3 separate regions of the Homo sapiens genome follow, and regions 2 and 3 are each linked to region 1. Evidence: chromatin contacts called from ENCODE Hi-C or POLR2A ChIA-PET data. All regions are on one chromosome and are shown on one strand. Each heading gives the region's core, a stretch centred on a gene start or an enhancer-like site at or near the end of the contact. The rest is flanking DNA. Distances are from core to core; before and after follow the strand shown.

Evidence for each region. A loop is a pair of places that touch in the nucleus more often than their neighbours do. ChIA-PET counts read pairs that join two places held with the same protein, here RNA polymerase II (POLR2A). Pooled maps may share reads with other maps.
Region 2: a map of mammary epithelial cell shows a loop between it and region 1 (3-fold over the local background). The contact joins the enhancer-like site here to the promoter of LINC01550 in region 1. A Hi-C loop is called at or near these places in 1 of 168 maps with a recorded cell type or tissue (mammary epithelial cell). POLR2A ChIA-PET finds 5 or more read pairs at or near these places in 1 of 52 experiments (MCF 10A).
Region 3: a loop to region 1 is called in a map of naive thymus-derived CD4-positive, alpha-beta T cell, with 2.9 times the contacts of the local background. The contact joins the enhancer-like site here to the promoter of LINC01550 in region 1. A Hi-C loop is called at or near these places in 1 of 168 maps with a recorded cell type or tissue (naive thymus-derived CD4-positive, alpha-beta T cell) and 5 of 50 pooled maps. POLR2A ChIA-PET finds 5 or more read pairs at or near these places in 5 of 52 experiments (CD4-positive, alpha-beta T cell, CD4-positive, alpha-beta memory T cell, MCF 10A and 2 more).

Annotation. Positions count from the first base shown.
Region 1 is chr14:97,976,126-97,981,139 of GRCh38, forward strand. LINC01550 (long intergenic non-protein coding RNA 1550) reads right to left here and starts at 1,999. Exons shown (of 3, transcript NR_015430.2): 1 at 1,852-1,999. RefSeq lists an enhancer at 1,999-2,498.
Region 2 is chr14:98,067,868-98,072,881 of GRCh38, forward strand. LOC105370655 (a long non-coding RNA gene) reads right to left here. Exons shown (of 4, transcript XR_001750876.2): 3 at 2,012-5,014; 4 at 1-644. Among named protein-coding and RNA genes, the nearest start is that of LINC02295, 66 kb to the right of the region's middle. Within about 2 kb of position 2,149, at least 2 of the 41 ENCODE cell types and tissues checked have a DNase peak (open chromatin) inside an H3K27ac peak, as active enhancers do; they include mammary epithelial cell, where a contact is called at or near this core.
Region 3 is chr14:97,876,222-97,881,235 of GRCh38, forward strand. No RefSeq gene overlaps it. Among named protein-coding and RNA genes, the nearest start is that of LINC01550, 99 kb to the right of the region's middle. Within about 2 kb of position 2,171, at least 6 of the 41 ENCODE cell types and tissues checked have a DNase peak (open chromatin) inside an H3K27ac peak, as active enhancers do; they include CD4-positive, alpha-beta T cell, where a contact is called at or near this core.

The sequences.
Region 1 (5,014 bases), core at 749-3,248:
TGTGAGTGTATGTGTGAGTGTGTGTGTGAGTGTGGGCGCGTGTGTGTGAGTGTGGGTGAGTGTGTGTGTGAGTGTGGGTGAGTGTGTGGGTGAGTGTGGGTGAGTGTGTGTCAGTGTTTCTCAACTGCGGGGCATTTTCGGAGTTGGGGTGCAGAAGGAGATTTTCTTTAATTAATTAGATGTTTACCTCCAGCATCATCCCTCAGTGGTTTAGACAATCATCTGCCCACATGTTAGGAATGAGATTCAAGAAAGCCTCTTGGAGTGAAATTTTCCTGGAAATATCCTGATTCTTGGCGGCACACACCCTCTCCCTCTTTCTGTGATAGAAACAGCCAGTTCTGCATTATTCCAAACCACAAAGCAAGCGACATGCCATCCCAACTTAGGATATGAAGGAAGTATCAGCCCCCTAATTGCACAGGGGCCACACAGCCTGCATCTCCCTCCATCGTCCCGACTGCATGCTTTTGATTGTTTCATAATAAAAGTGGCCGGCTAAATTATGACTACTTGTGATTTATTTGCCATGTCATTTAGACTTTTCATATGTATAAATTTGCCATTTGAAAAGAAAGAGAAAATTCACTGCTATTCCCCAAGGCCTCGTTTTTGGGGAGCTCCTCTAACATCATGAACAGAGGCTTTGTGACTTCTAAAGTGATTAGCTCCTATCCGGAGGTTTTGGAACATATCTGTGCTCAGAAGCAGTCTGCCGGGGTGAAATTCTATCTGGAATAGTGTCCTAACCCCATCGGAGAGAGACTCTGAATTTTTAAAACGCCTGTTAAGGACCCCTGGGTATGAGCCCCGCACAAACATGTCTGCGGCACCCACAGCTGTGCCTCAATGAAGGCCCAATTTCTCCATTGCACAGATGAAATTGCAAAGGCCCAGCAATGTTAGCCAAATTCCCCAAGCTTAATGCCAGAGCCTGCTTCCACTCCAGGACAAAGTGGTTTCAAAGTCCATACTTGCCCCACCCTGGTGGCCTGCCCTGGGGAAGGTCACTGCCAAGAAGGCTCCTGGGCCGTCTTGCAGCTGCTGCCTCTTCTTTTAATTACGAAAGAAATGCATCATCATGAAAAATCAACAATACACAAGATATAAAGTTAAAAGGCAAAGTCCCCCCTCATCCTCTCTCTCAGCCCCTCAAGTATATTAGAAGATCTTTTTAGGGTTGAATTTTCACTCTGCAGGAGGGTGTTCTGTATACAAAGAATACGACCCTTTCTTCCTCTTTAATTTGCTTATAGCTGGTACATTTCAAAAAAAAATAAAAAGTGACCCATGCCTTTGATGTTTTTTTTTTCCCCTTATTTTTGTCAACATATTGTGGAGAATGCTGAGTTCTTTGAATTGTTTTTCCCTCTGACAGCAAATCACCAAGATGTACTTTTCCAGAGCCTAACATCCTTGAATTCACAAAAGTTCCAGTCTGGAGTCATAATGTGGAACGTAAGCAGTTCTAGTCAGTTCTGATCTTGGCAACATGAATTCTCCCCTTTCCCCGGGGAGACTCAGAAACCTGCATTTTCACAAGATTTCCCAAGTGACATGTGTGCACAACAGGGTTTGAGAAACCCTGTGCTGGACTCAGCTGCTTCAGAGAGAAGACACAGAACAATTGCCAAGCTATCAAAAAAAGCTCAGACTGACAGCAGAGAACTCAATAGAAATGCCCCATCCGACTGTTGAAACTCAGGCCCAAACTACTGCAAGAGAGTGGAGAACTGTTTCTCCTCTGAAAAGGCCCGATTTCGACTAAATGAAAGCAAAACTGTAGGGACCATTTCCCACCTAGTAGCTTGAAGCCCTACCCGGTCACCAAATTGGCCTAGCTGGTCCTACCTGCATTTGGTAAGAGCCGGGGATTGGGACGAGGCAGAGAGCAAGACCAAGCTGGTTTCCTCTCCGGTTTCCTCCGGGGTGGCTGGGTCCCAGGTCCTGCCCCCGCCTCGCCCTGTGCAAGCTCGGTGCAGTGCAGCCCCTCCGGCTCTCGCCCCACAATGCCGTGCGCAGGCTGGCAGCAGTTCAGCTGAGGACTAAACGCTTGGCTCAAGTTCAACACGGCTGCCAAGATTTGGCAACCAGAGAGTTGCAGGGAAGCAGCAGGCTGCTAAACCCTTTCACATTTTTAATTAGATCCACACACCCATGTCTTTGAGCTATCATAAATATACAGATGACATAGAGAGTATTATTCGGGGTTAAAAAAAAAAAAAAGGAAGCAAACTCTACTAAGGTACAGCTTACCTTATTGAAATAATTTCCCTATCACTAGTTTGAGGGCTGAGGAGGAAAAAGAGAAGGTAGTGATATTTGCTTAAGTAGAACCACATCTGACAAGGGAATCTACCCAGGATCTGGAAAACACAGGTCTCGGCTGCCTTGCTATCTTCCTGGGCTTCGAGAATATCACCAGAAGAGGGCATTCTTGGCGCCGGCTCAGCCCTGTGCAGCCCGGAGCTGGCAGGCAGCAGTGCTGGAGGAGTCATCCCTCAGGCCACTCCCACCTCCCGTTCTTGGGGATAGCTTTAATATCGCCACGGAGCAGAGAGGTTCTCTCCTTCGCCCTAAATGCAGCAACTTTTATACTCCATGTTGCCTTACTATTCTTCTCGTTTTATTTCCTTCTCTGGATTGTTTTTGGGTATCTTCCCCTGGAAAACAATTGCAGATGCTTCTAAATTTTTCTAAGTCCTGTGCCGCAACATGCTCAGCTTCTTCCCCTCAGAACCAGCCTTTCCCCTTGCACTCAGCCCCTGGGCGATTCTCCCTCCGGGGAGGAAAGAAGATTCAACTCTTGATTCAAATGCTCCGGATTTCACTCTGGTTTCGCTGTGTGGCTTTGGACATAGGATTTAAAGCCTTCACGTTGGTTCCCTCATCTGAAAGATCCCAAAGCAATTCTGGCCTCACAGAGTGGCTCTGGGGTTTAAATCCTATGTACAAGGCTCGTAACACAGTCAGCACCCAACACTGAATATTCGATAGAACATGTGCCTTGTAGACAGTCAGCTAACAAACAACTCCACCAAAACAACAGTGCTAGTCCTTAGTCTTCTTCTTCCCTGAACTGCTTCTCCTCTTGTTTGTGACAAAGGCCACCCATGTTTCTCAGACAACTAACCCTAGTCTGATCAACTTGCCGTAAGATGAGAGTGAGCCCATGCATTGGTGTGCATGCCCTTAATTTAAAAGACATGTTAAAAAGGAAATGAAACACTTGAAATGCAGGAAAGAAGTGCCTCTGGTTGTCCCATCTGAGAGCACAAAGTTTATAAATAGAACCATCACAAGCATCAAACACGAGCTGTGCTAAGGCATCAAACACACATACATACACACACACGCACACACATGTTTGTGTCCTTGGCTTATGGTGAACAATTTGTACACCTTTCAGTGGCCCCCGCAGAAAACCAGAGCTTGTAGTGGACACTTGGCAGCATTTGGTCTTTTCCTCATCCTTCCTTCATTTATTTTTTCTTCACATATGACTTGAAAATAGAGCATGTTTTACTGTGGCAAAATTCCCTCTATACTTGACCTGCAAACAGGACAGTCAGGCTAACTGGGATGACCTGGTCCAATGAAGTGGGCTGGAGACAATTCTACGCCCAATAGGCACCTTTCAGCAGATGGAAAGGGTGAGGACAAACAGGTTGGTGGGCCTCAGCACCTCATCTTTTCCTGTAGTCTCTCTTGCTCCCCAACACCTCACTATCTCCCCCAATCCCCAGGTACAGGGGATTTCCTTTCACTAGAAGAAGAAAGGATACAAGCTTCTTATGCACGTGTGCACACACGCACACCCATTCATGCTCACAGACACTGAAACAAGACCCTTACACCAGGACTGTTCCACTTGGAATACAGAGAGCAGTAATGGCTCCCACAGCCATGAAGACCCAGGCTGAGTCCCACTTGCCTCTATGGTCCTGATCAGGCTCTGACAGGGAGCACACTGCTGCTCATGATTAGTTATTTATACATGAGGAAGCAGCAAATTTCTATGAGAGTAAAGTAAGATATGATCCACATCATGCTTTCCTGGAGCAAAAAGGGTCAAGCTGAAGCCGGTCTCATTCTCTGAGCTATCGTGGGCTGCACCTACACGTCCTTCCCACAGACGCATTGAAGGAAACGGGCCCTGTGACACCCTGACCCTTTCTGCACTTTATGTAGGGTGAAGGAGGTAGGCTGGGAATTAATACATGCACTTCATGTATTTAAGGGCCATTCCCTAATAGTACTCTGAGACTTCCTGGGAAATATTATTAACTCAGGACTGACATGTATTAGTCTGCTTGAGCTGCTATAACAAAATACCACAGACTGGGTGACTTAAATCCCAGAAATGTATTTTCTCAGTGTTCTGGAGGCTGACAAGTCCAAGATCATTTCTGGCTGGCCTGGTTTCTGCTGAGGGCTCACCTCTTGTCTTGTAGACAGCCACATGGCCCTCCCTTGGTGTGTGTGCCTGGGGAAATAGCATTCTGGTGTCTCTTATAAAGACACTCATTCTATCATATCAGGACTCTACTTTTATGACCTCAGTAAGTCTTACTTCCTTCGAGCCCCCATTTCCAAATATGGCCATACTGGGGTTTAGAGCCTCAGGATATATATTTGGAGGGATAGAAATTTTCAATCCATAATAAAAGCATTTTCGTACTTTTGTGCATTTTGTACTTTTGGAAGGAGATGGAGTCAGATGGAAATTCTGCTCACTCCGCCACCCACTAGCTGTGTGGCCTTGTATAAATCTATTAACCACTCTGAGTCTTATTTTCCACTTTTGAAAAACAGGGGTTAAAAATGCTTTCCCTAGAGTGTGATTGTGAGTAATAGGTTAGAGTAATATATACACAGTTCCCGGCCAAGGGAGGCACTCAAAAAATGCAACAGCCATAGTGGTAGTTGATACCATTATTTATTATTTGATGTTATTATTTGTTAAAACCACCCAGAGAGTGTTGCCTGAAACACTGGCTTAGAGCTTTGCATC
Region 2 (5,014 bases), core at 899-3,398, 92 kb after region 1:
GTTGGTGACTACTGTGTTTTCCTCCAGTTACACTTGCAGAGGGTAAATTTCAAGCCCGTGGATAGCAGAGATTGTTTTCAGTACTGCAATACTTCTGTAGCCAGGTCTCCATTATGTACTAGACACAAATTTGAATGCCAAAAGCAAATGCCCTTGACAAGTGCAATGGGAAGGGCTAAAAGAAACTACTGTACTGTTTGGGGAATCCAGAGACTGCCGTTGAGCACCCAAGGCATGTACAATAATGTCTGTGGAAGGAATGAGCAGAGGAAAGGAGGCATATAAGACACACCTTGTGGGATTCACAGAATTTCACTGGGTGGAGTTAGCAGGTTAGGCATTTCAGGTGGGTACTCTGTGAGCAGAGATAAGAGGGTGCCTGAGGATGGTGAGCTATGAGAGTGGGTGACAGTACAAGAAGAGCTGTCCACAGGTTTATACACTGCAGCCACTTCTCATTTGTGGACTTTTACAACAGAGAAGGTAGCTTCCGCAGACGTCTGCCAACCTTTCCAGGATCCTCATGTTTGAACTCGGCCTTGAAAATCCAGATAACAAAAATGGGTCTTGACACTCTTGAGTCTCATTAACAGGTTGCTGCCCCCCTCATTTCCTTGCCATCCACAGTGGAACTTGTCATAGCTCTGGAAGGAAAGCAGGGGCTCTGGTAAAGAATGACAATTACTAGAGACCTATTGAGAGTCAAGAGCTTTGTGCACTGTATCACTTCCACCCTACCGATGACAGCAAGAGGTAGGGGTTGATGTCAGAAGGTCTCAAACAGTTTATGAGGCTTGTCTGTAAGTCCCCAGCTGGTGAACTGGGGCCTAGCTTGCACACTTGACACTGTTCAACCCAGACCTGTCCATGTGCCCCCAAGACACATTCATATTTATGTAGATACCTGTTATGTTCCAGGTATTTGCTGAGCCTTGAAACATGAGCTATCTCTGCAATTACTTAGCTTTCGTAATTTAGGTGTTAAAATGACCGCCATTTACAGATGAGGAAACTAAGACTTCAGGAGGGGCCTGGCCCAGAACTAAGTGACAGAGTTGAGCCTCCAATCTGGCTTTGTCTGACACCAGAGTCTGCAGTGTCTTTTACCTTTCAGTCAGCTTCCTACAGTAGTAGGGGATTTAGAAGTATACTTTCACTGAAGTCCCTGATTTTACAGAGGCACATCTTGCTTGGGGTTGAAGCACACATGTTCTAGACTTCGGGAAACCAGGGTGGGAGTCTCAGCTCTAGGGCAAACCCAGCACATGATGACCATTGCAATAAGAGTAGTAATAACAATATAACACAATACTATTATAGCATCTATATCACAAATATGATTATACAGTCTATTATAATAGATTATATTATATACATCATGTTTCCACATTTGTAATAATTTATAATTACAATTTATAATAATATAATGTAGGTATATTAGTATGCATAATATAGCATAATAAATGACATAAAATAATGTATTGATATAATACAAATTTAATATATATATAATTGACAGTTTATTATATTATATATAGTTATATAAAAATCTAACATATTAATATTTTAGCATATATGTACACGTGTTATAATATGATATAGTGTTATATTGTATTAATATGTGCTATTTTCTATCTTACTATATAGTAACATATATAATATAATAAGAATGATCTTCATCCACACTGGTAGATAACCTTCCTAAAGCCCAGGAAGTCTGTCTCCCTCACACAGCTCCGAAGAGTCAGGACCAGACCGTTGTGTCTGAACCAGACCCTTGGCTCTCAGTTCTCAGCCCTTCTGGCCAGTGGTGGCCTGAGCCTGTCCCTCCCCAGCCATAGGGCCCTGTGTCACTAAATGCAGATGCTCCATCCAGCTCCCAGTGCTGCCTGTGCCCAGCACATTGCTGACCCTCACTCACGTCTTCAGGGGATGTCACCCTGCAGCATAGTGGCTGCCAGAGGGGAGGCCCCTCAGGCTCAGGCTGCCTGTGAGGACAAGGGGCTTTTACCTGTCAAGAGGCCTCACTATTCCTCTTCCAGGGCTGGGAGGGCCTGGAAGTCACCGAGGAAACAGACATGATTTCAGAAAACAAAAATAGACTAAATCACAGTGAAGGACCTGAGGGTTGGGATCAAGTTTCTGCACAAAGGATGATTAACCAAATACCACCACTGGAATGTGGGCTTGGCAAGAGGTGAAAGGCACATGAATGGAGCTGTCTGCATACTTGGGAAGTGCTTTTAACTCTCATTTTCATTTAAGAAAATATTGACTAACTTGCCAACTCTGCTTGTTTCCCTTCCCCCTTCTTCCTGGTAGACAGTGAGATGTATGAAAAGAACAGGCGCTTTGGGGTCAGACCCTCACTTAGTGCCATGTGAACTTGCAAAAGTAACTTTAACTACCTGAACTTAGGTTTCTGATTCACAAGGTCTAGGAGGAGCCATGAGACATTTGCATATTTAATAAATTCCAAGGTGAGGCTGGTGCTGTTGATCAGGGCCACACTTTGATTGCTGCTGGAATTGGAGACAGAGATGGTTTTACTCAAAGTTTTGCAGCAGATTAGGATCAGGAAAGCCCAGGAGAGGTAGATAAAAGTGTTTGCAATTCTTCATACTCTAGATGTATTTGAATTATATATTCATGCCTTTGGCCACGTGACTTTTAAGACCACTCACAGATGTGATATTCCTCTGCCCCACTAATATCAGTGTTGGGCATATGACTTGCTTGGGCCAGTGGAATTAGTTAGAAGGACAGTGAGCCAGTTTTGAACCAAGGCCCCCTAAGGCATTGCCTGTTTTTGTTGACTCTTGGATTCCTGCCATTCACCAAGAGCAGAGCATGCCTCTAATGGCTCCAGTCCAAAGAGAAGGAAGAAACACACAGCATGGTATTGAACACAATCCTCAGTCTACAGGCAAGTCCAGCTGCTCATGATCCTGCTTTAGAGCCACTCAGGAAAGACCCCAGCCTAGCTCAGTCAAATAGCAGATGACTCATAAACATGAACATGTTTGTTGTTGCAAGCCACTGATTTGGAGGGTAGTTTGTTATATAGCATTAACACAGCAATTGCTGACAAATACACACTAGTGTATTAGCATTATGCTAGGACCATCTTTCTGTCCAGAAAGACAAGATATCTTGTCATTTATTGCCTACCATGTGCCAGGATAGTGCATGTCACCTTGTATCTTGGAATGCAATGTTTCAATCATTTTAATACATGTCTCTCTAAACTCAGCACCCTTTAAAAAGTGGTTCCTGGTAATTACAGCTTTTATTTGTATGAGCTTCGCTCTTTACCTATAGCCCCCAATCCAAATCCTAACATGTCTTGGTTGGCCCCCTCCAGTCTCTCTGGTGGGTGTCTCTGATGTTTAATTACTCAGGTTTCAGAGGTCAACACAGGCTGCACTTGCAGTCCTGCTATCACTGTGTCATTGCCTCACCCAGCACATTCTTGGAGAAAAAAGAGAAAAAACCAAATATAAAATCTGAACTTTAGAACATGGGATGAAGGCAACTTGTTTTGTGGTTCTCATTTGCAGAGAAAGAAAAAGGGGCCTATTTTCTTCTTATGAATAGGCAGGATTGACATAAAAAAGTACTTCAAGAGCTGAACTCACTCACTGAACACAAATGCAGAGAAATTCTGTATACCTTTAAATGTTTTATATGTCCCAGTCATATATAATTTATTATGTTGTGAAGCTGAGTCCTTCTTTGAATGAAAATTTTACTGTCAGAGCCTGGGGTACTTTAGTTTGATGATTTAAAACTCCCAATGCACTTGTAGCAAATAGCATGATTTTATGACAGTGTGTTTGTCCAAGAGGTCAGCTTTCAGCACAGTAGGAAATGTCCCTAGTGAAACTATTTCAAAGAGAAATATGTCTCCCAGCCTAATTCTTCTTGCAGAAAATGCAGGTGCAATTCCAGATAGCACTGATGTCCATCTTTCAAGAAGGCACAGGGCAGCAGAGCTGCTCATTCATCTTGCGATTTTGGACTAGGGCTGCAGACACACAATTTGAATCCTGTCTTTGCCCTCAATTGGCTGTGCCTCATGGCTTTCAGCTATAACATGAGGTTAATAATACCAGTTTTGAGGTATTTTTTTGTAAGAATTAAATGAGACGGTCATTTGTTGAAGTTCTTGATTCATAGTTACTGCTATTTCATATTATTCTGCAGACTCTACTTTGAATAGAAATTAGCCCAACAATGGGATGTGACAACATCCAAAATAAATAAAGTGACCAGAGTGCTTCTAGACAAAGATCTAAGAATATCTATTCAATGCTGTAAAGATTCAGCAGCCAGTGGGCACGGGCACTAAAGGGAACAAGTAAAGACATTTTAGTTATAAAGGTTTGATGAAGAGAACATGGTACATTAGGGAAGAATACTCTGGTGCCTCAACCTCCACCCCTTCCTATCCTGTGTACTTCTGGGAGCTCTGAACTAGGAAAGGCAACAGGCTTTTAGACGACTACGCATCTAATCATCCATCCATTAATCTATCCATCCATCCTTCCATCCATCTATCCATCCATCCTTCCATCCATCTATCCATTCATGCACCCATCCACCTACCCATCCATTTATTCATCTATCCATCCACTCATCCACCGATTCATCCAACTATCCATTCATCCACCCGTCTACCCATCCAGCCAGCCACTTGTCTATCCATCCATCTAGTCTTTGTTTACTTACCAATTCATTTCACCCATCCATCAGTCAATCTACTCTATGAGCAGTGATGACATCTGAGTCCCTGACGTATACTAAGGTGGGTTGGTGGGTTCTACAAACACCAAGATGTAAGTCTGAGTTTAGGGCCTCAAGGTATTTAAAGCTTAGTTAAGGGTCAAATCAGGCAACGCCACATTTTCAAAACAATGGGTTCAACATTACAAGAGAAGGGGCATGAGGTGCTAAGTAAGCACTAAGCAAGGATACCCTTTCAATCTAGAAAAATCCAGGGTGCCTTTCAGGA
Region 3 (5,014 bases), core at 921-3,420, 100 kb before region 1:
TAGCAAAGACTTGGAACCAACCCAAATGCCCATTAATGATAGACCGGATAAAGAAAATGTGGCACATATACACCATGGAATACTATGTAGCCATTAAAAAAGGTGAGTTCATGTCCTCTGCAGGCACATGGATGAAGCTGAAAACCATCATTCTCAGCCAACTAATACAGGAACAGAAAATAAAACACAGCATGTTCTCACTCATAAGTGGGAGTTGAACAATGAGAACACATGGACACAGGGAGGGGAACATCACACACCAGAGCCTGTTGGGGGATTGAGGGTAGGAGAGGGATAGCATTAGGAGAAACACCTAATGTAGATGACGGGTTGATTGGTGCAGCAAACCACCAGGGCATGTGTATACCTATGTAACAAACCTGCACGTTCTGCACATGTACCCCAGAACTTAAAGTTTAATTTAAAAAAAATAGAGGTGGCCCCTTAATTTATTTGGTGTCTGAAGGGAATTTGGAGGGTTTCACCACATAGCTGCTGCCTTGATGGAGGCTCCCTCACACTTCTTTCTTCCCTCTGCCTGGTGCCATGGTTGGGAGCACCAAGAATGCCTGGGTGTAAATCACTGCCTTGCCAATAATGAGCTGGGTCATTTGGGGCAACTTAGTACATGTCTGTGTGCCTCAATTTTCTCTTCTGTAAAGTAGGAATAAGAAGGGTACTTAACTCATCAGGGTATCTGGAGATTAAATAAATTCCTATTTGCAAAGCACTGAACACAAATATGGTGATTGAATAACTAGGATTATTTACTTCCTTTTTAAGTCTCACTGCACCATCTACAAACATGAAGATAACAGTAACACTTTCCGTTTATTCTGTCAGTAGATGGTGAGATCCTCAAGAGAAAGGCACCACTTATCATTGGTGTCTTTTAAGGCTGTGTTTCGGATGCAGAGTTTCTTATCACCCCTTCTGACCATTCGCATAGCTGAATGACATAGAAACCGTGTCCTGTGTCCTGTCCTGTGTATCTGTTTCTAGTCCTCTCTACCCCAACCATTCTGTCACAGATGATGAAACCAACAGTGACCATCTGAACCTGGCTAACCCAACTAGTCTCCACTCTCCAGTGAACAGAGCAGATCTGGGTTTGGGAGGCCTGTGCCTATGCATTTGGGGGATCCTGTTTTTGAAAAAGAATATAAAGTGATATAGGTCATCAAATATATATTTAGAATGAGAAAATACATTTCAACAAATTGTAAATTCATAGAAGTCGGCAAATATACAGAATAGCAACTTAACTTTTATTACTTTTCTGCCTGAAACAGCTCAAAAATTCTTTACCCCTGTGTTTTTTTTTTTCTGTTTCTTTCTCTTCTTTTTCCCCCTCTGTTGCCCAGGCTGGAGTGCGATGGCATGATCTCTGCTCACTGCAACCTCCGCCTCCCAGGCTCAAGTGATTCTCCTGCCTCGACCTCCCGAGTAGCTGGGATTACAGGCGCCCACCACCATGCCCGGCTAATTTTTGTATTTTTGGTAGATATGGGGTTTCACCATGTTGGCCAGGCCAGTTTCAAACTCCTGACCTCATATGATCTGTCTGCCTCCACCTCCCAAAGTGCTGGGATTACAGGCATGAGCCACCACATCCTGCCTCCCCTGCATTTTTGACTGAATGTACATATAACTAATATTTTGATATATCATTAACTCCACAGAGAATAGAAAAATAATTCATGGGTGATTTATTTTTTTTTCTTAATTATACTTTGAAAAAAGTCCTTTTCAACTTCACTACACATTATTGGTAGCATCATATAGATTATTAAGATGTGGCCAAACATATAAACTATTGTCAAATCTCCTATATAGATGAGCTGTTTCAAATGCATTTGCTGATTATAATTCTACAAGAGGTTTATCCCTAACAATGAATTCCATTTTTTAAAGAGTTCTATGTGTTTATGCTTGAATATATAGTATGATCTAGTGTATTTCTGATGGAACATCCATTTCTACCGGACATTAGTGAGAACAATACTCTCTTACAATATTCCTCGCTTGATAAGTGGAAAAAATTTTCACAAATTAGCTTTTGTCTCTGTATAATTGAAAGCCTAGAACTCCTCCTTTACTCACTTGCTTCCAAGACCAGGCACTGAGGATGTATTCCTAACCCAACACAACCTCTAACCTCACTCTTGCTGTCACAGTGCCAGGTGAGCTAGTGCTGCAGGCAACAAAAGTACTTCCAGAAGCCAAGGCATTACTGCATTGGGAGAGCAATCAATATTTTGCTATCCACCCAAGGAACTATGAACACACAAACCCAAACTGCATATCTCTCCAACTCAACTTCTTATTTTCTGGGTCCCAAAAATGCCCTGACAACTCTAAAATCCTCTAGGACAAGGGCCAATGTGAAGGAGAGGAAATCACAGCAGAAAGAGAAGCTGTCTTTACCAATGTGGGTACAAGTATTTTACCAGGGTGATGTTCCAAATACATAGGAGGACCCTGGAACCCACTCATAGGGTTCTTCCTAGGGTTCTGGAAGGGTCTGTGCAAGTGAAGAGCTGGATCCTGAGCTTCCTTTGCGTCAGGGTAAATGTGCCTTTGTCAGGGACCTCAACGCTGTGTGAATTGGCCAGAAAGGGAGCTGAGTCAAGGAGGTCTCTTGCCAAGAGTTGTGAAACTGGAATTCTGAGTCTGTTGCCAAAAAGCTGTAGGGATCAGAGCTGAAAATCGTGTACACTGAGGACTGGGGGGTTCACTGGGGCATGTGTTTAACATAAAAGCAGAAAAGAAAAAAAGTTGATCAAGAAGGAGAGGGAGACAGGAAACAAACAAACCGTGGGCACGTTGCAAAGATGAAGGCCCCAGTCTTGAGGTCTCCAGAGAAGCACAGGAAATGTGTAGATTTCTCCAGAACTGCTTTAATGGCAACCTGTTCTGAAGCCTGTTTTGAGGCCTTTTCTGAGGCCTGTTTTGGGGCCTTTTCTGAATCTCCAGGAGATCACTCTACATCTTCAGATAAATTCCATGACTTGAGCCTCTTCTAGTCAGTGCTTCTGACCTTCCGCTGAAAAGTGTGCTAAGATATTTCTGTCTTTAGCTTTCGTACAGTTTCTTCTACCTCCATGGACTTTTTTTGCTTGGAAAAAAACAAATAGTAAACCATGGGGAAGGGGCCAAGGCCATTTCTGGGTTTGAACATTGGAGTTAACTGTGACGGCTTCAGGAATCTCTTTCAGTAGCTCTTAGCCATTGTTTGTCCCTTTTGCTGTCCTTTTCCTAGTCCTGGGTGGCTGAAATGATGCATGGAGTAGCTTTTGGATGAACGAGCACTTGTTCTTACATGAAGCAAGAGTGTGGATGATAGAATAAAATCTTAGGAAAAGCCGTAAGTTAATTTATGTCCACCCCAAGTCTAAGGTGGTTCCAAAAATAAATTCCTCCTTGGAAATCCACAAACACAGATAAAAATATCCAGAAAGAAAGGAAAATTCTTCCCTCTCAAATGTTATTTTCTCTGTCTTGTCTTCTTATTTCTTTCTCTTAATAAGCCTTTAGCATATGTTTCCAGTATATCAGGGACTGCTCTGGTTACTTTGGGAAAACACAAAAATGAATACGACAAGAAGTCTCATTTCAATTAGTCGGCAGACTAGTAATTACCTGATATCCTTTCAAAAGCACTGACTTAAAAGTTCACCATCATGATGACCTTCACAAAGATGTGTTCAAAAATTAACCCCACCGAAGGTAATCACAAAATCCCCCTTTTTTTGTTGGACAATACCATAATCTTATTTTGTTCTTTTCAGTGAAGGCATTTGAAAAACAGACATTTTTATAATCCTACAAAATGTTTCTCATAAATAAACATCCACATCAAAAATATATATTCCTCCCAAGACCATATATATTTCAACTTGAGTTTATTACATATCTGACAACCAATTAGGCACTTCCTAGTGCTGTTAGCTATCATCTCTGTGTCTTTGCCCTGCCTCCCGATTGGATCACAGTCTCTGAGGACAAGCATTATGTCTGCACAATTATAACATTCCATTCTTAGTCTTTCTATATGTCCTGTAAATGGTTTTGAATTAATTTTGCAGAGTTTGGATTGTAGGGCCACTCTCTTTATGGACTGAAGATTTTGTAATGACTTTTTTAGCACTATTTGCTTTTTCAATCTAATTTACAACCTGTATTTGATTCCTGCAAAATCTCTCTAAAGAAGATGGAAAGATGTTATTCTTATTATGACACATAAGAAAACTGAGACTTAGGAAAGTCCCAGAATTTACTAGCCACAAACAAGGATTGGCTAGTGGGAAATCTACCTGTCACCAGCTTCTTCCTCTTTCATCCAGATCATGGTGTCTCTTACAGACTCACTCCCCTATGTACAAATATCTCACAAGTGTATGAAAAATGCTCAGCATCACTGATCATCAGGGAAATGCAAATCAAAACCACAGTGAAATATCACCTCACCTGAATTAGAATAGCTATTAGCAAAAATACAACAAAGGCACACATGCTGATGTGATGTGGAAAAATGGGAACCCTTATACACTATCAGAGGGAATGTAAATTAGTATAGCCATTATGGAGAACAGTATGGAGGTTCCTCAAAATATTAAAAATAGAACTACCATATAATCCAATAATCCCACTGCTGGGTGCTTATCCAAAAGAATAGTACAAAAAGGAAGTCAGTATGTCAAATAAATATTTGCACGCCCATGTTTATTGCATCAATATTGATAGTAACCAAGACATGGAATCAACTAAAGTGTCCATCAATAGACAAATGGATAAAGAGAATGTGGTACCTATATAGAATAGAGTACTATTCGGCCATAAAAAATGAAATCCTACCAGTTGTGGCAACATGGATGAGCCTGGAGGAGTTTATATTAAGTAAAGTAAACCAGGCCTAGAAAGACAAATATCACATGATCTCACTCATTTTTGGAATTTTTAAAAACTGATCTCATTGAAGTACAGAGTAGAACAGTGGTTACTAGAGGCTGGG